3 separate regions of the Homo sapiens genome follow, and all the other regions are linked to region 3. Evidence: chromatin loops called from intact Hi-C (ENCODE). Cell type or tissue: Calu3. All regions are shown on one strand.

Region 1 (8,000 bases), 130 kb before region 3:
AAGCCCTTCAGTGTTTCAGTAAGGACAAGCTTACAGGTAACCACCAAGATCAGGGCAGAACAGCTGATTTAGGTCTAAACAGGTTCCATCGTGTGTCTTCAAAAAGGTTTTCCTTTTTTTCCTCTGGAGAAAATTCAGACTGGTTTAAGAAGGAAACTGAGAGCCTCTTCCCTCCCTATGTTCTGAGTGTTTCAGAGATGGCCAGAAATGGATACTAGTTACTAAGCAAGACCTTTAAAAAATACACGTTACAAGGCAGGTTGGTATGAAGGAAAGAGCACTGACCCGTGAGTTATTCTCGCGGGGCCAGGCTCTGCTCCACTCAGCTCTGTGTTCTCTGCCAAGTCCCTTTAGATCAATGTGTCGCATGTCCCCCCATTGTGAGTTGAGTACATTGGACCAAAGGATTATAGTTTGTTTTCTTCCCAGGCAAGTGCCTCCTCCTGATGGGGAGTTAGTATGATGTGGGTGGCCCCAGTAGGACTGGGCTGGTCTTACTGTTCTAAGAAGTGTTAGCAGAAAAATGGCTAGGCATTGGAGTAACCCTGTGATTTGACATTTTGGGGCATCCTTTCATGGTACGATACACCTGGCCAAAAGTCTCCCAGCTCAGAAATTCTATAACTAGAAATGCTTTGAATAAATATATACTGAGAAGGTATTTTGGGGGGAAATTTTAAAATTCTTATCTGACTTGGCTAGAGCAACTGCTTACGACACTGGACTTCTTAGGGGTATCGATAATGGTTGTCTTTGAATGGGGAGTGGATTTCTCAGCTTCCTGGGAACAGCAACAAAATTCCCCCAACAAACCCCAGGGTGTCTGAAGCGCCTGCTTTCTTCTCAAAGAGCCCGATCGAATACTCTTCTGTGGGCTCAAGAGCTATCAACAGTATTGAACAGTTAGACTAGAAGGATGGGTTGAGAACAGTTGCTCCCTCAAGGCTTGGAAATTAACAAAGACCATATTAGTAAGAATGGGGAGGGAGGTGGGAGGTGAAGAGAATGAGGGCTGGGAGGAGCAATTCGGAAGTGGAGAGGGTGATTGGAGGGGTTTGTTTCCCAGACAGTTTTCAAAGAAGAGGGATTTGTGTAGTATGCCATGGGACTGAAGATGCAGTGCAAGACCAGTTGATGTTCTTCTTTTAATCAACCAATTAATTTCTCTATCATGTTTCTTTTAGGCTAACGAAGTGTCTTCTTTCCTTTATCATGGCCATTGATAGCAAGAGCTTAAGGGAATCTTGCCTCCCTGGGCTCAGGATAGGCTGGAGAGAAGGACACACATAAGAGGAAATTGACATTTTGCAGTTTTTGTTGTTGTTGTTTGTTTGTTTGTTTTTTTGAGACAGTCTCCACTCCGTTGCCCAGGCTGGAGTCCAGTGGCACGATCTCAGCTCACTGCAACCTCTGCCTCCCAGGTTCAAGTGATTTTCATTCCTCAGCCTCCCAAGTAGCTGGGACTACAGGCTTGCACCACCGTGCCTGGCTAATACAGCTTTTTTTTTTTTTTCTTAATTTTATCATAGGTAAGGGAAGACGATCCAATGTGCAGAGAAGGCTCAGGTTTTCATTTTAGTCTGCGGGTGATTGATTTCTTTCTTTCAAGGGGCTGGTTGAGGAGGTCAGAGTCTTAGAAAGGGAGAAGAAATCAGGGAAAAGGAGAAAAGAAGGAATGAGATTTATGACCCTCTGGATCCCAGATTTTATGTCGCGTAACCATTCCCAATACTGGAAGTTCATGACACCCTGAGAAACAGCCCTGGAACTCAGAGCAGTGATCTGCATGCAAAGGCAAAATTAAATAGTCCAGCAACTGCTTTGACCGAGAGACACACATAGTACTATTCTGGGTCCTGAGTGCTGCTTCCCTTTCATTTCTCCCCTAGGCACAGATTCCACTGGCTCACAGAGTGATGAGTTAGACCACCCAGGGCCACTTATGTTATACTGAGGGCGGATGCTGATAGTGCTTATAGAGGAATTATTTCAACAATGAGACTTTTCCATTATTCTTTCTGCAATCACCCTCTATACTCAGAATGTGGAAACCTTGGCATCTCTCACTTAAGAACACTGAATTCATGGTGTTGCTCAGAGAGTCCTGTCCTGGTTCCATAACACTGTGATAATAACTGAAGATCTTTAAAAATGTATGTATCTTCCATTTTTATTCCATATGGCCCCTTAGGTAACATGACCCAATGGGGCCATTAAATGACCCTGCCTACACTTGGATTACTCAGTACAAAGCAAATTTATGGTTGTTTATTCTCTCCTCCTATCAGCTATTAGTGCCTAATCATATGGTCTATCGATCATGAGATTAATCGCCTGCCCAAAGAGGCAGCAGGTCTTGTGGAATGCTGCACTGCGCCAGACTGAACTTCAACCTTTTATACAAACTGGAGGAGTCAAAATCATCATTCACTGCCTGAAATCCTTGCACCCTGGGCCTCCTGCACCCCAGGAGGTAAATCCCTGCTTTTTCAAACAGTGTACTTTGCACTTCCTTTCCTTGTGTAAAACTTTACCTCATTGATTCAGGCAGGCACTTGTAAATAAAATCCTTTCCAAGGCATCCTATAAATAATGATCTAAGCTGAAAATATGTGGGCTTTATTATACAAAGCCCCATAGTGCTGCCATAATTAAAGGTCTGTCAGTATTTCTATTATAAATTCTCATTTTAGAAGATTTATCACTGGGCTATTAAAGTTTTCTCTAAGACTTTCCAAGAGTATCATGATCTAAGGCCTTTTTTTTCTTTCTGTGGAATGTGTTGCTTTGAAGATATAAAAAATAAAGTCCAGAAACATTATCACATAGGAGTACACACATGCAGAGATTGGACACTTTAAAATTTGAGCTCTGCCTCCACTAAAGTGGCTTCTGTTTGCCTCTTGTGTTCTCATTGCATTTATGAGAACAGAGAATCATTGTAGGGCTAATACTGTATTGTAATATTTGTTTCCTGGTCTGTGTCTTTTACTCTGAGGAGAGAGAGGGCAGGGAGTTAAATCATTTGTCTTTCTGGCCCTGGTTCCACCAGAGGGCCTTGGCAATATAAGCACTGGGTTTGTTCAGTAAATGAGCCCCAGGGTGAGAGTCAGGAAATTTTCTTCCTAGTCTTCATCTAGTCATTAAAGGTGAGGAGTGAATTCAGGCAGTGAATTTAGGCAAGTCCCTTTACTTTCCTGAAAACAAGTTTTCTGATCAATGAAACGAGTGTGTTGAGTTCAGGGCTAGTAAATCTGTTTTTGGTGGGTTGAATACTGCCGGCACAGTGTTTTCAAACACTTGAATTGGAATGTCTTTAGATGGAATCTGTGCCTTCTAGTTTGCCATAATCCCCACTGTTCCCTATTATATTATGTTGTATCAGCAGCCTGCTTCTATCATTTGCCTGCAGAGTCTATAAGCATTTATGATTCCTTGTAATTATTGATCATGTGGTCTTTTGTTGCTATACTAAGGGTCTAAATCTGATTCAGGTTAGCCGTTGATGCCTTTGACTGTAACTGTAATTCTCTAACTTTCAACCCTTTTATCATCAAGGACCTCAACTATTATTTTTTGTTCCATATTTGAAAACTTTTGGTGTTCCAGACACACTGCATTGGTTAATAACTAATTTTCCCGTTGTAAAAACAGACACGTGTAACTGAACACACAAATGAGCCATCAACAGTATGAATATAAAAGTGTTTGTGCAATGAGTTGGTTGACGTTTCAGCTAGCTTGTTCAGTTGTTTCATGGGTAAGTGTATAGTTTTTGTTTGAAGTTTTGATATATGAAAAATAGTTCCGAGGTCTTCTGCCTTATTAGACATGTGATAGACAAAGGATTCTAGGTGAGAACTTAGTTTATTCTTTTATGAGTTGCTGAACTGCCCTGGTCATTAGAACATCAAGTAAGTTGTTTATCCACATGCAGTTCATGTCTTTTCAGTTGTCTCCTTATTGGTCAGCTTAGAGAGGGCTCTACAAAACCTGGCTTTTACATTCAGTGAGCTGAAAAGAGCTTCCTATATGAGTTTACCCAAAGGCCCTTGTTACATTTTCTCCCTTTAGTCAAGAGTACTTTGGAATTTTACATTTTCTCCCTTTAGTCAAGAGCACTTTGGAATTTGTTAAAAGGATTGGGAGACAATTTGAAAACTTGGCTCTCCAGTTAAGAAGAATCATTTTTTACACTTTAACTCAGACTGTTGGTGAATATTGTAAATTGACAATTTAAAAACACACATTTGTTTTATTTTATTTTATTTTTTATTTATTTTTGAGGTGGAGTCTCACACCGTCTCCCAGGCTTGAGTGCGTGGTGCGATCTTGGCTCACTGCAACCAAGTGAGCCTTGGCTCACCGCCTCCCAGATTCTCCTACCTCAGCCTTCCGAGTAGCTGAGATTACAGGCATGCACCACCATGCCCAGCTAATTTCTGTATTTTTAGTAGAGACAGGGTTTTGTTGTGTTGGGCAGGCTGGTCTCAAACTCCTGACCTTAGGTGATCCGCCCGCCTTGGCCTCCCAAAGTGCTGGGATTATAGGCATGAGCCACCACACCCGGCCTTATTTTATTTTTGAGACAGGGTCTTACTCTGTCACCCAGACTGGAGTGCAGTGACACGATATTGGCTCACTGCAGCCCTCGCCTTCTGGGCTCAAGTGATCCTCCCACCTCAGCCTCCTGAGTAACTGGGATTACAGGCACACGCCACCCTGCCTGGCTAATTTTTTTGTATTTTTAATAGAGATGGGTTTTGCCATGTTGCCCAGACTGGTATTGAACTCCTGGGCTCAAGCCATCCACCTGCCTCACCCTCCCCAAGCGTTGAGACTACAGGCAGTGAGCCACTGCATCTGGCCAAACATACATTTAAATAGAGCAGATGAAAGATCTATAGTGTAGAAGTAATCTGCATATAAACCAGTCTTAAATTGAGACGTGACCTATGACTGTTAAAGCAGTCCACATCACACAAAAATAAAGGGCTTGGAAGATAGCAGCCTGGTTTAACCAGGTTAGATATAATTTAACAGGAAGAGATAGTGTCTACATTGTTGCTAAAAGCTTAGGCTCTGGGGTTCCTAATTTGGGTTTAATTCTGTCTTGGTTACTTGTTAATTCTGTCACCTTGGAGTGGTTCCTTAAATCTCCCTAGGCCTTGGTTTCCTCATTTGTAAAATGGGGATAATAATGGCTTACCGTGTGGAATAAATTAGAGTAATTCATACAAAGGATTTATCATCATATTGGTTATAGAAGAAACAATGAATATTCATGATCATTTTTATCAAGAATATAATTGAAATATATTTCTGAGCGTTGAGGTTTTTCTCTTAAAGAAAAGTGTAAAGGTATACTTTCTTAAGACTGCTCATACATGCTGGATCACCCATATACATTTCCAGGAAATTGTATGTTCTAGCAATTCTATGTTCCAAATGTGCTGCTTTCAGTTTTTTCGAGAAACAAATGATGTTTGACTTTAAAATTCTAGAGTTGGCCGGGCGCGGTGGCTCACGCCTGTAATCCCAGCACTTTGGGAGGCCGAGGCGGGTGGATCATGAGGTCAGGAGATCGAGACCATCCTGGCTAACAAGGTGAAACCCCGTCTCTACTAAAAATACAAAAAATTAGCCGGGCGCGGTGGTGGGTGCCTGTAGTCCCAGCTACTCAGGAGGCTGAGGCAGGAGGATGGCGTGAACCCGGGAAGCGGAGCTTGCAGTGAGCCGAGATTGCGCCACTGCAGTCCGCAGTCCGGCCTGGGCGACAGAGCGAGACTCCATCTCAAAAAAAAAAAAAAAAAATCTAGAGTTGAAATTTTTCTCTTACATTTCCTTTTCCCTCTAGATCAATCCCAATTAAAGTTTCATTGCAAAAGTTTCACAAACTCATATTGGCATTAATTATTATTGGTGTGCTGGTGAAAGTCCTAAAGTGAGTTCATTAAGAATTAAAAACCTTGGCTGGGCGCGGTGGCTCACGCCTGTAATCGCAGCACTTTGGGAGGCCGAGGTGGATGGATCACCTGAGGTCAGGAGTTCGAGACCAGCCTGACCAAACATGGTGAAATCCCGTCACTACTAAAAATGCAAAAATTAGCTCGGCGTTGCGTGCGCCTGTAGTCCCAGCTACTCGGAGGCTGTGACAGGAGAACTGTTTGAACCCGGGAGGCGGAGGTTGCAGTGAGCTGAGATCATGCCATTGCGCTCCAGCCTGGGCGACAGAGCGAGACTGTCTCCAAAATAAAAAGAATTAAAACCCTTGAGAAAACTTTAAACCCTCCTGGACTCATAGAGCTGGAGGGGACCTAAGAGGTTATCTCCTCTAAGCCCCATTTTCCAGATAAGGAAAGTGTATTTTCCAAGGTAAAATAAGTTTTCAACAGTGAATATCCTTCATAATGGCTTTTTAATTTGTACTGTCACTGGAGTCAGCCCTCATTTGCCATGTTATGATTATGTTCTTCTTGTGGGACTTGTATGTATTTATTAGAGACCATTGAGACGTAGCACTGGGCATTACTTTTGTGGCAAAGGCACCAGGGCAGTAATCATTATTAATGGATTTCATTATTTGGGAGAGCATTTTACTGACTATAGAGAATTCATTGCATTGATCTATTGTGCCACAGTTTTATTATACCGGGTAGTTTAAAATGATATTCTCTAAACTGTTAGGCTGAAAAATTGTCCAGTGTTGGCAGTTATCCCATCAGTAAGACATTCCTTTTACTACCGAAAATACATAGTTCTGTCGAAAGAGACCTTTTGACTGGTCCCCAGTGCCCTGACTGTGTTTAAATCCCTCACTAGTGAAATAGGAGGATTACTACTGCCATCATTGTTCTAAAACAAACTTCCTTTTGGAAGATAACAGCAGCGGTAAATCAGATGTTGAAGAAAGTACCAGCTTAACTTCACTTTGCTTTAAAAGGGTTTCCTCTTTAATTGACAAGTGTCATGTATAATAGGGCATGGCAACTCACATAGTAAACCTTGTGTGGGGCTGCCTGCTGGGGTTGGAGTTCTTAATGAACATACAAGTGAATACACTGAGGCAAAAAAATTAAAGCTCTCCAACTGTGGGGTATTCATTCTGTTCACTGTGGCCAGTGTGGTGATCAGTACTGGCCACACCAGTGGCCAAAGAGAACTGCATTCATCATGTGGCTGTTCTATAGCTGTGAGCTGTGGTGACTGTTATTTTTCCTAGTGATAGTTTTCAGTGACAGCATAGATTCTGGTATCATATCCAAGGAATAAACAAACACTGTTTTTGGCTTTTTGTTTTTTTGTTTTTGACATAAAAATAATAAGCTATTTTTGGCATATGCAGACTTTTCACAAAGTGATTGTTTTCTTGAGCTCTGGACTACTTGGTAACATTCATAAGTTCCTTCACTTTGTAGCTCCCTCTTTCCTTCCCTCCACTCCCTGCAAAAGAGAGCAGAACTGATTTTTCAGAGGTGATGTTTACAACAGTTCAACACACTCGAATGAGCACTTAGAATAATGTCAATAGAGGAAGAAAAAAAAGGACATATTATTATCAAATTAAGTAATGGATGGGCAGTGATATTTTATTTATTAAAGCTTGTCTGAGTACCATTGGAAACAGAGTATGTTGGTTCTGAAGTGCACAGATTAGAAAGGAATGTTGAGTTTGGAAACGTGGCAGCCTGCAGCACTGTGTATGGTTTAAATTAAACCTTTTTTTGGAAAGCAGAATAGCTGTAGGCCACATTTAAGGGAAAAGCCACAGCAGAGTGAGCTGGCTGTGGTTTTTCTTTTACTCTGTAACCGGCCCACTTTCCCTTGTTTTAACACAGAAAAAGACTTTGGACTCCTTCAGACCAACCACATAGCTTCTCTGCTGACCACAAAAAGGAAGCTTGGCGTAGAAGCCATAGGATTAATACCCACTGTCTCTTAACCCAACAGAGTGTGAAAACTTTCATAAGAGATTTCTCTGGGCAGACTGACACTGTGGT
Region 2 (8,000 bases), 65 kb before region 3:
ACCTCATTTCAGTGGTTTATAAACTCTTAAATGTAACAGAATATAGGCCTAAAATTAGACATTGTATTCAGTCTGAGCTCTGCCACTTAAGAATTCTGGGACTTTGGGCAGGCTGCTTATTATCCACTAACCTCAATTTCTTCAGCTCCTAAAAGGGCAGTTGTCATACCTATATTATGGCACTGTTTTGAAGAAGAAATGAGGTAATGCCTAAAAGTGTTTAACATAGTCACTGGCACAGAGAAGATACTTAATAAATGTTGATTTCCTTCTTGTTCAGCAAAACCTTAAGGCAGAAAGCTCCTAAGGCATGATTATATATTTCATTCTTTCAGTAGCATTTGCCAAACATTTTTACCATATTGTTGCTAAGTAGGTAAAACAGAAAGACACATATCTAAATATGCAGAGACATATTTTGTAATGGAGGTACCACTCTGTTTTTGTAAGGCGTTGCTGATTCTCACTTCGCTTCTGCATCTCTGAATATGTTACAATTGTAAGAGATGTTTGAAGCTTTGGGGATCTTCTAATGGAAATGGGGGTTCTTCACCGAATGTTCATGTACCGACTTCAAGAGGTCAAAGAATCACGAATTGATATACAAAGTGGTGTATGTTGGAGTATAGTCGTCGCTTGGTATCTGCAGGGGATTCGTTCCCAGACATTCCCACAGATGATAAAATCCACGGATGCTCAAGTTCCTCACAGTCAGTCCTTCATGCCAGTGGGTTCTGTATCCATGGATTCAATCAACCACGAATTGAAAATACCGTCATCACGTAAAACTTGTAACATACATTCTAGGAAAAAGAAGAAAATAAAATCACCTTGGGAAAATAATCCTTAAAATTTTACTATGTAGGGATTTATTCTTCCAAACATATATATGTATTTTTGAAATCCTTTAAAAAATAATGCTGTATCACAAGCACCTTTCCCTATTATGTATTCTTCTACAGAATCATTTCAGTGGGCGTATAGTATTTCATGTTATTGATGGATCATTTGTGAAACCAATTCTGTGATGGTCACTGAGTTTGTTTGCAAGTTTTTATTATTATAATTAATGTGGCAATTAAGATCTATATTGCTCAAACATGACTGTGTACTTATAGATCATCTTTGTAAAAAAGCAGCATTAACTTGTGTTTTTAAAACATTTTTAAACAAAACTAAGTGATAAGAAATTGATCAACTCAGCCAGGCGTGGTGGCTCACGCCTATAATCCCAACACTTTGGGAGGCCGAGGCGGGCATATCACCTGAGGTCAGGAGTTCAAGACCAGTCTGGCCAATATGGAGAAACCCCGTCTCTACTAAAAATACAAAAAGTAGCTGGGTGTAGTGGCGGGCACCTATAATCCCAGTTACTCGAGAGGCTGAGGCAGGAGAATCACTTGAACCCACAGGGCAGAGGTTGCAGTAAGCTGAGATCAGGTCACTGATCTCCAGCCTAGGTGAAAAAGCGAAACTCAGTCTCAAAAAAAAAAAAACCTCTACCCTTTATTATTGCTTGCATACTTTGTAAAAGAATTTTTTCCAACCACTAGCCTCAATTATTTCTAAACTATTTTTAAACATTTATTAGATATATGGATTTGGCATATATAAGGAGTCTAGTTAGGCTTAAAACTATCTAAGGAACTACCAACTATCTAACATTTAAATAATAGAACAAAGAAGCCGGGTGCGGTGGCTCACACCTGTAATCCCAACACTTTAGGAGGCTGAGGCAGGCGGATCACGAGGTCAGGATATCGAGACCCTCCTGGCTAACACGGTGAAACTCCGTCTCTACTAAAAATACAAAAAATTAGCCGGGCGTGGTGGCGGGCGCCTGTAATCTCAGCTATTTGGGAGGCTGAGGCAGGAGAATGGCGTGAACGCGGGAGGCGGAGCTTGCAGTGAGCCGAGATCGCGCCATTGCCCTCCATCCTGGGTGACAGAGCGAGACTCCGTCTCAAAAAAAAAAAAAGAAAAAAGGCGGGCGGATCACGAGGTCAAAAGATCAAGACCATCCTGGCTAACATGGTGAAACCCTGTCTCTACTAAGCATAGAAAAATTAGTGGGGCGCAGTGGCCCACGCCTTAGTCCCAGCTACTCAGGAGGCTGAGGCAGGAGAATCACTTGGACCCGGGAGGCAGAGGTTGCAGTGAGCTGAAATCGCGCCACTGCACTCCAGCCTGGAGACAGAACGAGACTCCGTCTCAAAATAAATAAATAAATAAATAAATAAATAACGCATAATAGCTTCTATTTGGGGGTGGCAGGTAAACTATGGCATGTCAGGTCCCATCGGCATTTTCCGCCAATGATAGGGAGGCATGTTTTATGCCCCTGTCTTTCTGTTGATGAGAAAGGAGCAAGTGAAGAACTCCTTGGGTCTTAAGGAACAAGGACTAGAAACCCCACAATATTAGTGTTTCTGTTTTTTGTAATGATCTGTCACCTCCTGTTTGTTTTCAAAACCCATGAGATTTTAACTCTGCATGTGTGTGTACATGTGTGTTTCTTCCCTGTTCATATTGCCTCCCTATCCATCAGAGAATATCTTAAATGCCACTGGGATACTTGATGCCATCCCCTCCATTTGTGGGTTTGTGGGCTAGTCCAGCAACAGGCTTTGGAGAAGTTACTCGCTACTTTATTATAACATACTTAAACTCAATAGCAATTCAGGCCTTACTGGGTATTTACCTAATTTATTGTGGCAATGCGGTATTTAGACCACTGATTAAGTGAAGTTTGTCAGTATAGTTAAAAGAAATTAGAGACACTATCATTGCTAAATCACTTTACAATTCAAAGAAGAATTGTAAACATATGAATCCATTTAATTATAATAGTGCCAATTATAAGAGAAATTGTAACGCTGGGAACAGTGGCTTTTATGTAATCATAATAATGGCATGTATTTATCTTGGTTTGGCAAGTTAGGCCTTTCTTTAATACTTGGCTTTGCCTAAATAGAATGTGGTTTGCTGAAACCCACAATAACCCCCACACCCTCCAATTTGTTATTGCAGAAAATACTGAACAATAATCATGCGGTATGAATGATTAATGTATGCATGGGTTAGTAAGTATATTTGAGGTTTAAAAAGTGTTTTTATTTACATTCTTCTGTTGGCTGAAGGTATAAAACAAATAAATATAAATCCACATGTTAAATATTCTCATCCCTTTCCATACAGATACTTGCAGTGTGAATACAATCATAGCTTTAATTCATTGTTTCTGTGCTTTTTTGGTTTACTCAACACGTGTCTTTTAAATATATTTCAACTGTAGTATTTGATAGTAATCCATTTTTTAATTTACTAAGTACTTTGAATATAGCTTCCCCAAAACATAGAAATAATCAATTTAATAATATCTGAAGATTGGCAAACTTCATTTATAATGTTGTGTTCAAATAATACTATCAGAATAACAGTTGTTTGAAGAGTGTATGTATAAAAATTACATTCTCTATTTAATAAGATTACTATTATTATTGAGGAAGAGGTGCTATCTAGTGGTATAAACAAAATTATTATGGAATTGAAACATTTCTACACTTTGGTGTCAGGGTTTTCATTTATTTCTGTTTCCTGCTTCCAGAAAGATAATTTGCAGCAGTTTCACACTGTGTATTAGTAGATGTGGAAGGAAATCCTACTTTGCTGAGAAAAGAAGGAAGGAATTTAAGTTTAAAAGGGATCTGACAAAAACTTATTTAAAAATTTTTATTTTAAGAATAAATAGACCTTCCATAGACACTTAGCATTTATTGTAAAAGCTGTATTTTATAGAGAACAGTAGAAATCCAAATCGTTGATAGTTTTGCAAGACATAGCCAAAAAGTGAAGATAAATGGTGGATTTTAAAAATTGGCATCCTGAAAGAGTTAATATTTTTATTAGTTGAAATTTGATATAAAATTGTGGGCAACCCATGACATGGTTTGGAGTACTTGATTATTCTTTTCTCAATAAATAAGAGTGGCGTACAGTTAATTTCAGCACTGTAATTGAGCAATGCATTCTGGGAAGTTAAAAAGCACTGTAAGATGAGGAAATGTTTTAGGGACTAATCATGAGAAGAAAGGAGCCTTTCATAGCCCGTATGATGCTGTTGTCAGAGCTAAAGGCAGATAATGATTCGGTAATAATGGCACATTGTGAATATTTAAGCTGAAAAGATTTGGGCAAAATGAACAGACATTGTTGGTTTGTTAAAACTGAGCGTTTGGTCTTTGGGCTTCAAAAGCACTCTGAACTCTGTACAACATTTTTGTTCACAAATTTTCTCTAAAACAAGATACTTTTAAAATAAGTTATGTTAAACACTATCACTATATGAAGTTTTAAAGTGATCTACGTGTTTTAAGTTTTACTGTAGAAATGGATAGTGTGGGCTCTTTGTTATGGAGAAGTTTAAAAAGTTTTACGGTTTTCTTACACATATTTTAAATTTAGTTGGCAGAAGCAACACCTTTAAAGAATATTCTCATAGCAATGATGTAAAATATTAAATCTAAGTCCAAGAGTATCCAGTTGCAAAGAAAGTCAAGTAATTTGCATTATGTTTCTAAGGTTTCCGTTATACCGTTTAGAGTCTTGCAGTTGGGTTTCTATGTACCTTGCCTTTTCTCCTCATTAGCATATTTTCAACCTGTTTGTTTTCATTCTTGAATCATCTGTTACATGCAGATGTATTCAGCTCTAGTTTCCCATTTTGGGGTGAATGTTACCAGGAGTTTAAAGGTTGAGTCCTTATAGTCTTTCTTTAACTTAGGAAAAGAAGAGAATTGAGCCCTGAGAGCTGAGAGGTATAGTTTCAAACTTACTAACTTTAATGATGGGTATTTAGAGTCAGTACCACATCTGGTAAAAAGCTAGATTCTGTTTTGCTAAAGTATAGGTAAAACACTGTTATGCTGAAATAATGCTTTATAGAACTTTAAAAATGTGATTCAATTAGAATACTCCTTTAGAGTAGGTTTTAAGACAGAATTCAACCTTCATATATGTAAGATATGTATATCTCCAGTGAGCTCTCATTTATTATATATATGCTACAGTGACATAAATAATTCCAAGTCTGGTATTTCCTTTATAAATATACTTTTCATGTGCAGTTTTATACAAAGACTGAAATGAAACAGATTTCTGAGGCTATACAAATGTTTTTTCTTGAGGAAGAAATGATTACTTATTAAAATGGCTTCACAATTTAAACCAAAATAACTTTTTTTTGTTTCTGCTCTGAAATTTTTTTGAAGGGAAAAAATGTTGCCGAATGTTTACACTAACATTCATTTTTACCCATATGCTTTAAATCTGTGTATTTGTTTAACCAAATATTGTTTATTTTTAGAACTGTTTAATCTTTCTTTTTAACTGGAATTTTTTAACAGCAGTTCTTTGAAAATTAAATTGAATAAAATTTCACTATTTAAAGAACATTTTCTTTAGGAGTTTTAACCAAGAAGTAAATCATTTATTACCATTAGGTGAGACTACTCTTTGGCCAGGAAATAGAGACCAGAAGCAAAAATAAAATAGAGCAAATGTTTACCAGGAAAATGTGTTGTAATCCAAGCATATTCTTGTGTCATTTTTTTAAAAAAAGTAGCTTTAATGAAAGGTGTCACATGCAGCTATGAGTAGAAGAACCTTTCCCTGTACTTTGCAAGGAGACAAAATATGGATTTTGATGGACCTGTACAAACTTACAGTTTTTCAGGTTTCATAAAGGGAATTGAGAATATAAAATGAGACTACTTGGAAACTCCACAAATTTTAACTTATTTTTAGAATATAAGATAAACATTTCAAATTATATTTTAAAAATTTTATGATCACTTGTTGACTTTCTCTGAGATTCCACGATTCCAGAATTGTTTTTTTGTAAATATTTTGTCTGAATGTGGAATTCTCATTTGATAATAAACAGTAATTTTATTTAGAATGATAGCTATCCTCCACCTCTTCTCTGTATTTCTATTTATTAAAATTTACATTTTCTAATTGGACAACTCTGTGACCAAAATCTAGATCATTAGGGTGCTAAATTCTATTAACAAATACTTTGAGGTTTTCTGAGGATATCAACTAAAACTTCATCTCAGAAACCTTCTAGAAAAATTAAATTTTGTTTTAAATAATTAAAACCCATATTCAGAAACCAGCCTGTTTGAAAACTGACCTCTCTATTTACATATTACCAGAGGGTTCTTGCCTAATATGAAGAAAAAAGCTTGTGTTAGAGTTGGGTTTTATTTGGAGGTGGGGAGGACTTTTAATGCTGATAAGATAGAATTTTACTTATTGAGATACATACAGTAAGGTCAGTTAGACACTGTGTTTAAAATAGGGAAATTATTACTTAGTTTTTAATATTAGTTTAATATTTAAAAATTAGTTTTAAAAATATATTTAAAATTAGTTTATTGTCTTGAACTTAACTTTTCAATTTAATTTTAAACAAGTTTACTTAAGTCTAACTTTTAAAAGCTCAAGTTAATATTAGCCAAAATATACTTCTTAATGCTTATCTCTTATGCTCCATAGAAAAAAGTGTGCTTTTTTGGTGAATTAAGATTTAAATATGTATGCATACTGTTGTCTCTCTTGGAGAGAGTCATGACGCACATTAATATATTAGAGGGTCTGAGAACTTTGTTTAAACTAGCAGTAGCCAAATTTATTTGTCAGTGGAATCCTTTTTTCATGCAACCCCCATTAACCTCCCAAAACACACTTTGAGAAATTATGCCCTTAGCCTTTTCTCTGCTTTTGAGTGAAGAAACTTATTCTGATTCAGTCCTGTTGGTGTAAAAATCATCTTCCTGCTGACCCTTCTGTTTATCTGAAGCCCTTAAAAATTAATAACGCTCTAGTCTCCATTTGGTACCAAGTGCCTGGTGGTGGGGGACTCTGTCTCAGAAGCAGTGATACTTGATTCAGTTGTCTCACCTCCTCTACTCATCTATCCAGTCCATTGCAATTTACTCTAAGTACTTCAAACTGTGTCCTTGGAAGACAGAGTTGCCTGGAGCTATTCCAAGTTGGCAAAGGGATGTTCTAATAAAGCTCTTAAGTGGTACTACTTGCTGATCAAGAGCAGAGGATAAGGGTGTTGAAAATGTGATGCTGCAAAGGTCATTTCATGAGGCACTAAAGTCCATTTTTAAAAGGTCTCCACTCCTTTCACCCCATAATTTTGAGTATTGGAAAGATTTACTAATGAAGCTCTTTGCTGTGTTATCCCTGCCAAGAAACAGACTTTAAAAATATATTATTTTCCAGATTCATGACATAGGAATCTATTGAACCCTTCCACCTTAAGTTTGCTCCATTCCTCAAAATGTGTTTCTATCACTTATATATTTTGTTTTTTGTTTTTTTAAAAAACAAAAAAAAAAGTCTGTGAGAAGGAAATTGATTTGAAGGTTTTAGCCTAAAACACAGTAAATACTCAATGTAAAGCCATTACATGAGTTTTTATGTCCATAGTACTTTTTTTTTTTTGAGACTGAGTCTCGCTTTGTTGCCAGGCTGGAGTGCAGTGGCCCAATCTCAGCTCACTGCAACCTCTGCCTCCCGGGTTCAAGTGATTCTCCTGCCTCAGCCTCCTGAGTAGCTGGGACTACAGGTGCATGCCACCATGCCCAGCTAATTTTTGTATTTTTAGTAGAGACGGGGTTTCACCATGTTGGCCAGGATGGTCTTGATCTCTTGACTTTGTGATCCGCCTGCCTCGGCCTCCCAAAGTGCTGGCATTACAGCTGTGAGCCATCGCGCCCAGCTCGTACTTTTTTTTTTTTTTTTTTTGCATGTGAAAGAGATGGAGCAACTATAGCAGGAAATTTTATTTTGTATCACCAAAAGGAAGTTTGCTTGTTCGTATCTACGATTGACATCTTCAGTACTTGCTGAATAAGCACAAATGATTCCTTTTCTATCGCAATATATATGTTTGCATCTACCTAAGAGATTTTAGATTTGTG
Region 3 (8,000 bases):
AGATTTTGAAAATTTCCAGCTCTACCTGCCAATTTGAAAATTACCCTGTGGAGTATTGGTTGAATCTACCTTTCATGTTCACCATCTTCATTTATGTCGTTCACATCCTGAATTGTTAAAAGAGGTATCATTGTTAAATGTTGCTAGGTGAACAAGGAATGTACTTCTTTTCATCCGTAATTGTTGCTATTTCATGCATTATTATTTAACTCATTGAATTTTTAATGTTTACGAAATAAGTTTTAGTGCAACTGACTTCCTGACTTAAGATTTATGTGTAGGGCTGGACACAGTGGCTCACGCCTGTAATCCTAGCACTTTGGGAGGCCAAGGCGGGTGGATCACTTGAGGTCAGGAGTTCAAGACCAGCCTGGCCAACATGGTAAAACCCGGTCTCTACTAAAAATACCAAAAAAAAAAAAAAATTAACCGGGCGTGATGGCAGATGCTTGTAATCCTAGCCACTTGGGAGGCTGAGGCAGGAGAATCGTATGAACCCAGAAGGCAGAGGTTGCAGTGAGCTGAGATCACACCACTGCACTCCATCCTGGGTGACAGAACGAGACTCTGTCTCAAAAAAAAAAAAAAAAAAAAAAAAAAAGATTTATGTGTAGGATTTACTTTGTAATTTGGGGCTGAGAAGAGAAACCTATAAATTTCTTTTTCTCTTTTTTGATGAACATTTTTTTATCTGACATTATTCTCTTTAAAAATTGTGGGCCTTCTTGTTTAATGTTTTAAATTGTTTTTACTACCTCCTCACATGTATAGTAGATATATTACAATATTATATTGCAATATTTATATATAGTGGGAAGGCAAAATAAAATTGATAATTCAAAACTGCAAAAATGGTCACTGCTGGATGGACTGCTTGTTTTAGGAACTGTTTTGATGAATGTGTCATTTAGTTGGGTGATTTAAAAAAATTTGGAGGCAATGCAACCTTACAGTTTATGTTTTACTGGGAAAGAAGGAGCATTCTAGCACCATTGACTTGTAAATGCAGTTTATCAATATTTCATAATTTGCATGACTTTCTTTTACAATTACCTAGCAACAGTTCTTCTCTGCAGTGTTCCTTCAAAAAACCCCGCAGGGACAGACACAGTAGAGTGACCACCAAAATAGCAGCAATAACAGTTATGATCAATATTCTAAAATATGTAAAGGTCCCAACTCAGGGAGACATTAAAACCTAAATGCCTTCTGGTTTCCAGATCTGTATAATTAAATTCTGACTGATGAATTTTCAGCAATGCAATGGAGCTAGTCTCTCTTCTTTAAGAGATTAGGGAACTAGAATTTGGTTTCATCTGAAATTTCATTCTGAAACTAGGTGAATTTTGCTTTCTTAAGAATTGTTAGCAGGTGTGACCCATCATTGTTTGCAAAGGCTCCTCAGAAATGCCTCCAGACAAAGGAAATTCCTGAGTCTTTCTCTGTGAAAGATGAGGTGCCATCCTAGGCTGGGGGCTTCCCCAAGTGCATGACGCAGTGGAGGCTGCAGAGCTTAAGCCACGGGATCCAGTGTACTTAAGGCGCCTTTTCAACTGAAAAATGGGGGGTGTGGGGGGAGATTTGTAGCCATTTTAAAGTAGTCTTATCCTCACACATTATGAGTATTTTATTGTCTTCACACAGAGAATAACTAGCTGAACAGACTTTAGGTTAGTTGGCTAGTAGCCAAAATAGGAAATGTTTTAGATCCTATTCCCCTGATTTTCAGGTTCTAAAATGGACTGACTGGGTGGTCTGTTTCAGACATCTTCCCCTCCCCACTCCCCCCACCTCCAACCCTTCACACACAAAGAGTTACACAGGAAAGAAGAAAAAAAGGGATTTCTTGCTGGTCCTCAAATTCGTTTGTGCCTCTGACTCTTATCCCAGGAGAGACCCAGAAGTGCCTATTGAATGTAACGTTCCAAGTAGGAAAGCATTTTAAAGTGTGTATTTAGAATGTATCTGGAATTGCGTAAATATATACATAGATCTAGATTCTAAAAATATGAAAATATGAAGCAATACAATTTATGCAGTATTTGAATTGGGCTCAAAAAGGAAATCAAATGAGGAGCCGTCATCAAATCACAGTGCGGTAGAAGGTGCACCTGGTGTTTGGCTACAGCTCCATCTGCCATTGCTCTGTTTTCCCTGTGATCTAAGCCTGGAACTAGTATGACAGGACCCTTTGACAGAGATATCCTTAGAAGGACCACTTCTAATGGCCACTTTTCATACCTCCCCATCAATTAAAAACCAGCGTGGTGAAAGATCAGAGGGGCGAGCTGGGGTCAGGAATTGGGTATGAGCTTTCCTTGCCACAAATAATAGGGTCACTTCTGCTTTTAAATTTGAATGTGAATTTGTTGTTTTTAAGCCTGTACATTATTTTTTGGAAGGAATTACCTATTTGTGGATAATATTAGTAAACTGAATGTAATATACATAATGTATTTGGGGATTTGGAGTCACTAATCCAGATTGATTAGTTGCCTGCTAGAAAAATTCATGTGGCCACAAGGATTTTTGGCACCTTTTCTCCCTGCAGCTTCCTCATTCTTTTTCTCTTCTTCAGGTTTTACTCAGCTCCAGGCAACTCTTTTCCCCCTGGCATTAGCTTGTCGTTAAGGAAATCTAGTGGGATATCTCAAATAGGGGTGGAGGGTAGGGGGCACTATTTGCTGCAGATTACTCTGCCCCATCTCAGTTGTGCATTTCTATACTTGGTTGATTTTAACCCAAAGGGAACCAGGGAGTCTCATATGGCTTATCCACAGGCATCATATGGTGAATATCCAAAAAGAGAAATGTAAGGATATTGTGGCAAGGCTCGGCAAAATAGGAATAGCTTTTCAACAATCTTTCCACGAAGGAAAGTCAGTGTTTTCTTAGATCTCTGTAGGTATTTTACAACCAGAGAGCTTCTCAGCAAGTAGCACTTGTAAACTCAGAGATGAACAAGAAGAAGCCAAATCACAGCTTCCGAATAGGTCAAATTAGCAAAAGAGACTTGCCATTAAAAGCCTGACACTGAGCGTCTGTTAAGGGAAAATCAGTTGTCCAAGTCACTTAAAGACTTGTACCTCAATTTTCTCATAAGTAATTTAACAGATCATTCTTAAGAATTGCTGGATAGGCCGGGCAGGATGGCTCACGCCTGTAATCCCAGCACTTTGGGAGGCCAAGGCAGGCGGATCACGAGGTCAGGGGATTGAGACCATCCTGGCTAACACTGTGAAACCCTGTCTCTACTTAAAAAAAAAAAAAATTAGCCGGGTGTGGTTGCAGGCGCCTGTAGTCCCAGCTACTCAGGAGGCTGAGGCAGGAGAATGGCATGAACCTGGGAGGCAGAGCTTGCAGTGAGCAGAGATTGCGCCACTGCACTCCAGCCTGGGTGACCGAGCGAGACTCTGTCTCAAAAAAAAAAAAAAAAATAGAATTGCTGGATATATTTGGACTAGGTATTGGATGTGTTAAGGGAATACAGAGATAGAGCAGACATCCTGCTCTTGAGAACCTGATAGTCTAGTAAAAGGGAAAAGACACCATTTGTTCGTTCATTCATTCAACAGGTATTTATCAAATACACTCTAAGAACCAGGCATGTTCTAGGCATCACACTGAGCAAAACAGAAAATCCTACTCTTAATTTAGCTTACCTTCTTGGGGAAGGAGACAGACAATCAGCTGATTAATACACATGTCACATGCCAAGTGGCATCAAACATTATAAAAGAAAATAAGGCAATATAAGGGATTAAAGAAGGGAGGATGTGGGTACTGTCTTATAAAGGGTGGTAAAGGAAGGCCTTTCTGATGTGTTGACATTTGAGTTAAGTCCTAATGAAGTCAAAGAAGTGAATTATGCAGATATTAGGGACTTTTATTCTAAGAAGAGGGAACATTAAATATAACAGCCCTGAGACATGCTGGAAGAACACTAAGGGGGTTGGTGTGGCTTGAAGGGTACAAACAAGGGAGAGAATAGTTGCAGATGAGTAGCAGGAAGGCAAATCATATTGGATCTTGTAAGCCAAGGAAAAGATATGGCACATCCTTGAAAAGCCATGGTATACTCTGGAAGAATGCACATATGAGTCCATTCATTTCTTGGTACAGTAGATATGTCCTGATCCCCTACACTGTGATAGTCACTGTTCTAGATAATGAGTGTTCAGTGGGAAGCAAAGTAGACAGAGTTTAGTGTGGAGTTGTACACAAAGACCTCATTCATAGCATTGTTAAGGAATGAGACTCTGATTTGTCATGGCAGTATCTTTTAGTACCTCCAAAGGTTTTCCCTCGTGCATATTACTAAAAGCCAAGTTACTTGCATGGAATAATATTTGGTTTCACATACCCAATTGTGTAAACAATTATTTCTCAAAATGGAGGTCGAAATCTGTGGAGTTTCAGCTTACCCCTGCTCTCGTGACCCCATTAGATTATAACCCCCAGGTCTCACATACATTCACCATGAAGGTGGATTTTGTTCCTAAATAGTTGCCAGATGTAGCACAATGGTGGCTCACACCTGTAATCCCAGCACTTTGGGAGGCCAAGGCAGGTAGATCACTTGTGGCCAGGAGTTTGAGACCAGCCTGGGCAACATGGCAAAACCCGTGACAGAGCAAGACTGTCCCCAACCCCCCCCAAAAAAAACAAGATGCCAAGTTAAATTTGAGTTTCAGATAAACAGTGAATAATTTTTTAGTACTGCGTGAAATATACTTACACAAACAAAGTATTCATTGTTTGTCTAGACCAAGTTTTGTATTTTATCTGGCAACCAGTTGTAATTCTCCACATATTCCTGTGGAGGTTACATAGGCAATAGTAACAGCAGTGTATGAAAAGGTTTGATTAGTCTGTGATGATTTCACTGATCACAAAAGGTCAAACCACTGGAATTTAACCCACTGAAAATGAAATCTGGGAAGAGTACTACAAAGTTCTAGTGACTTGGCTGCTTAAATTCCATTCCTTCCGCATCTGCTGGTACCTAGCCCAGTAGTTTTCTTGGAACAATAAACCACTTGTGAGGCACAGTCAATAGGTACAATATAATAGTTGAGAGCCACTCAGCCCATGCAAGTGAGTGTATAAGTTTAATTAGTCGTGTATTAATTGAGTAAGCCACTGCGACACTGTGTGAGCCCATACATCCAGTTACTGGCAGACCATTTACTCACGAAAGATGATGAAAATAGGAAATCAGTCAAATAATAGAGCATTTGGAATTCGCACATCCAAAGGTGAAGTAGAGAAATGGCATTTCTGATAAACTTGAAAATAGAAGGGGCCATATTTTTCATGTGCAATATGGAATGATAAATGTATATGTTTTCATCTGTAATTGGGACAACTTTGCTAGGTATGACAAATCTTGTTTGAACATGTTAAAGAAATATAGTGTAACCTTTGAATCCTCCTGCTTTAAAAAAGAATAGTGTTCACAGATTCAAGGAAAACAATTTTGGAAATAGGGTTAAACTCTATTAGGCTTAAAGCCAGATAATAACAAAAATAATGATTTTTGGTGATAATAATCATAATAGTAGCTCACAATCATTGTGGACTTTCTGTGTGCCAGTATGTTAGTTTGGGTCCTCCAAGAATAATATGTCCTGATAGGACAAGAGATTTATTGGGGCAATACCTATCAAATATAAAGGGGGACAGAGCAAGAGTAGATTGAGAGAACTTTTAGGCTGCAGTACAGTTCTGACAGGTGGGAAAGGAGGAGGGAAGAATGAGAGATTGGGTTGGAAGAATCCCAGAGCTCTCACTCCCATTGCCTAGGCTGGAGTGCAGTGGTATGATCATGGCTCACTGCAGCCTCAACCTCCCAGGCTCAGGTGATGCTCCCACCTCAGCCTACCAAATAGCTGAGACTATAGGCACACGCCACCAAGCCCAGCTAATTTACTGTATTTTTAGTAGAGACGAGGGTCTCACTATGTTGTCCAGGCTGGGTTCAAACTCCTGGGCTCAAGAGATCCACCTGCCTCAACCTCTCAAAGTGCTGGGGTCACAGGTGTGAGCCACTGCGCCTGGAGTAAGCTTCTAAGAAAATTTTGACCATGCCAATGGAGAGTCCCTGAGCTTAAGTCCCCTGTTGGAAGAATTCTGTGTTTTATAGGAATGGGTCTGTGTTGGTATCCTCCCCCTCAGTTATTGGCTGGAAACAGCCTGGAGGAAGTGTGGCCTTTAAGCAAATGTGGTGGTGGATTCAGAGGAGCAGCCCTGTTAGGCAACCATGTTCCTTGCAACAGGTGGTCAGGGTGGACCATTTTTATTCATGGCCACCAGAGCCATGCACTGTGCTGAGTTCTATATTCATGATCTTATATCATCTTAATATAATCCTATGGAGGTAGGTGCTATTAGTGTGCCCATTTTACAGATTAGGAAACTGAGACACAAAGAATTTAAGTAGCTTGTCCTACAGTCAAGAAGGCATAAAGGGTATTCAGACTCAACTCTAAGTCCAGAGTCTTAACTGCTTAACCATGGCATTCTATTAGAGAAAGAATGGAATTCAAACTCTGGTTCTATAATGTATTGATTGTATAAATTTGAACAAGTTATTTAAACTCTTAAACTTTTATTTTCTAATGTATAAGGTGCGATGTCATCACCTTCCCAGGAAATGTGTTTTCGTTGCTGTTTTGTTCTGAGCACAAACAACGTTAGTTCCTTTTCCTTCCTCTTGTTTTGCTCTCATCTAGGATTGTCATCTCTTCCTTTATTTCTTATCTCATCTTCCCAGGTATCTGCCTCAGCCTTGTTCAGGCACCCACAGGCTTAACTACATCCTCAGAACTAACAGGACTGTTTCTGTGTGGATTATATGTCTGGATGTAGATATGTGGAAAGTGCTGAGCACTTGCAACAATCCATAAATAGATACTCAATAAAATGTAGCTCGCCTTCTCTCTCATCCACCTCATTGCCTCATAGACATGAACTAGGTGCCAGGGACATCTTCTTTTTAAGTTTCTTTTTTTTTTTTTTTTGACAAAATATACATCTTTATAGAAAAATTACATTCTTATTTTTTTATGAACACTTTGTTCTTTTTTTCTACAGTCTCAAGTATTATGAGTATATGGTACTTTAATAGATATTTTTAAACAATGGACTGAGTTTTCATTTGATTTTTCTGCTGGAGGTGGAGACTATAAAATGAGGTTAGTTGCAAGGTATTTATACCAGATGCCATTATGTTTGTTAGATGGCATAAAACAATTATGATTGCCAATAAATTTAAAAGTGTTTCCGTTGCAAAAGATTTAGGAGTATAGTTTTACTGAAAACATAAAATGTTTCTTTTCATTCCCCATTTTTTGTGCAGTACAATAGAAATTTGTGCCCCATTCCTTTCATTTTAGATTTCTGAATTATTTAAAAGAATTGGTTAATTCTCCATTTCAAGTGAGCAAGACAAAGTTCATTAGGATATCTGATTCCTAGCAGGTCCCACATTCACAGATCATGTTAACTCCATAGAGAGGTTTATCTTCTTTTAAAATTACAAATGCTACCCACACTGAAAGCTTTTCAGTTTAATGCATTGTTACAGCTTTGAACTCTTCAGTAGGATCCTAAACAATAGAAAGAAGGAAAATGAAGCACCTTGTTGTCCGAGCTTGAGCCAGTTCTAAAAGTAGCAGTGCAGAACGTCTATGTCCTTTCAATTCTAGTGGATTTGCAACACAATATCATGAAAGGCATGCAAGTAAACCTTAGCACGTGCTCCACCAGTAGTTACCAACTGGTGGTCCTTGAAGGGAGCCAGAGGAAAAATCTTAAATTATGCATTTTTTCCCCTTATATAAAGCTGCACTGGCTGAAGATTTTTGCTTTTGACTTTATGCTTGTGAACTCATGGGTTCTCTTATACTTACAGAGACTCTGGCAGTTATAGTTTGGATTCATTTAATGAAAGGTAGGGGAATGATGAATTATCTATTATTTAGCAAAGATGGTAAATT

What was found. Hi-C counts contacts between places; a loop is a spot of excess contacts. Peaks named below come from ENCODE experiments on the same cell type or tissue, not always from the same donor. Only the 100,000 strongest peaks of a DNase experiment are listed, where the experiment ranks them.
Region 1: a loop joins it to region 3, with 2.0 times the contacts of the local background. A loop is called at or near these places in 4 of 110 quality-filtered maps.
Region 2: a loop joins it to region 3, with 2.1 times the contacts of the local background. A loop is called at or near these places in 4 of 110 quality-filtered maps.

What each region holds. Positions count from the first base shown.
Region 1 is chr1:61,149,884-61,157,883 of GRCh38, forward strand. The region is part of intron 2 of NFIA (nuclear factor I A); the gene reads left to right. Among named protein-coding and RNA genes, the nearest start is that of NFIA, 71 kb to the left of the region's middle. In Calu3, no CTCF peak of the experiment used is centred here; DNase peaks (open chromatin) are centred at 3,038 and 7,868.
Region 2 is chr1:61,217,749-61,225,748 of GRCh38, forward strand. The region is part of intron 2 of NFIA (nuclear factor I A); the gene reads left to right. Among named protein-coding and RNA genes, the nearest start is that of NFIA-AS1, 32 kb to the right of the region's middle. In Calu3, no CTCF peak of the experiment used is centred here; no DNase peak of the experiment used is centred here.
Region 3 is chr1:61,283,008-61,291,007 of GRCh38, forward strand. The region is part of intron 3 of NFIA (nuclear factor I A); the gene reads left to right. Among named protein-coding and RNA genes, the nearest start is that of NFIA-AS1, 33 kb to the left of the region's middle. In Calu3, no CTCF peak of the experiment used is centred here; a DNase peak (open chromatin) is centred at 4,984.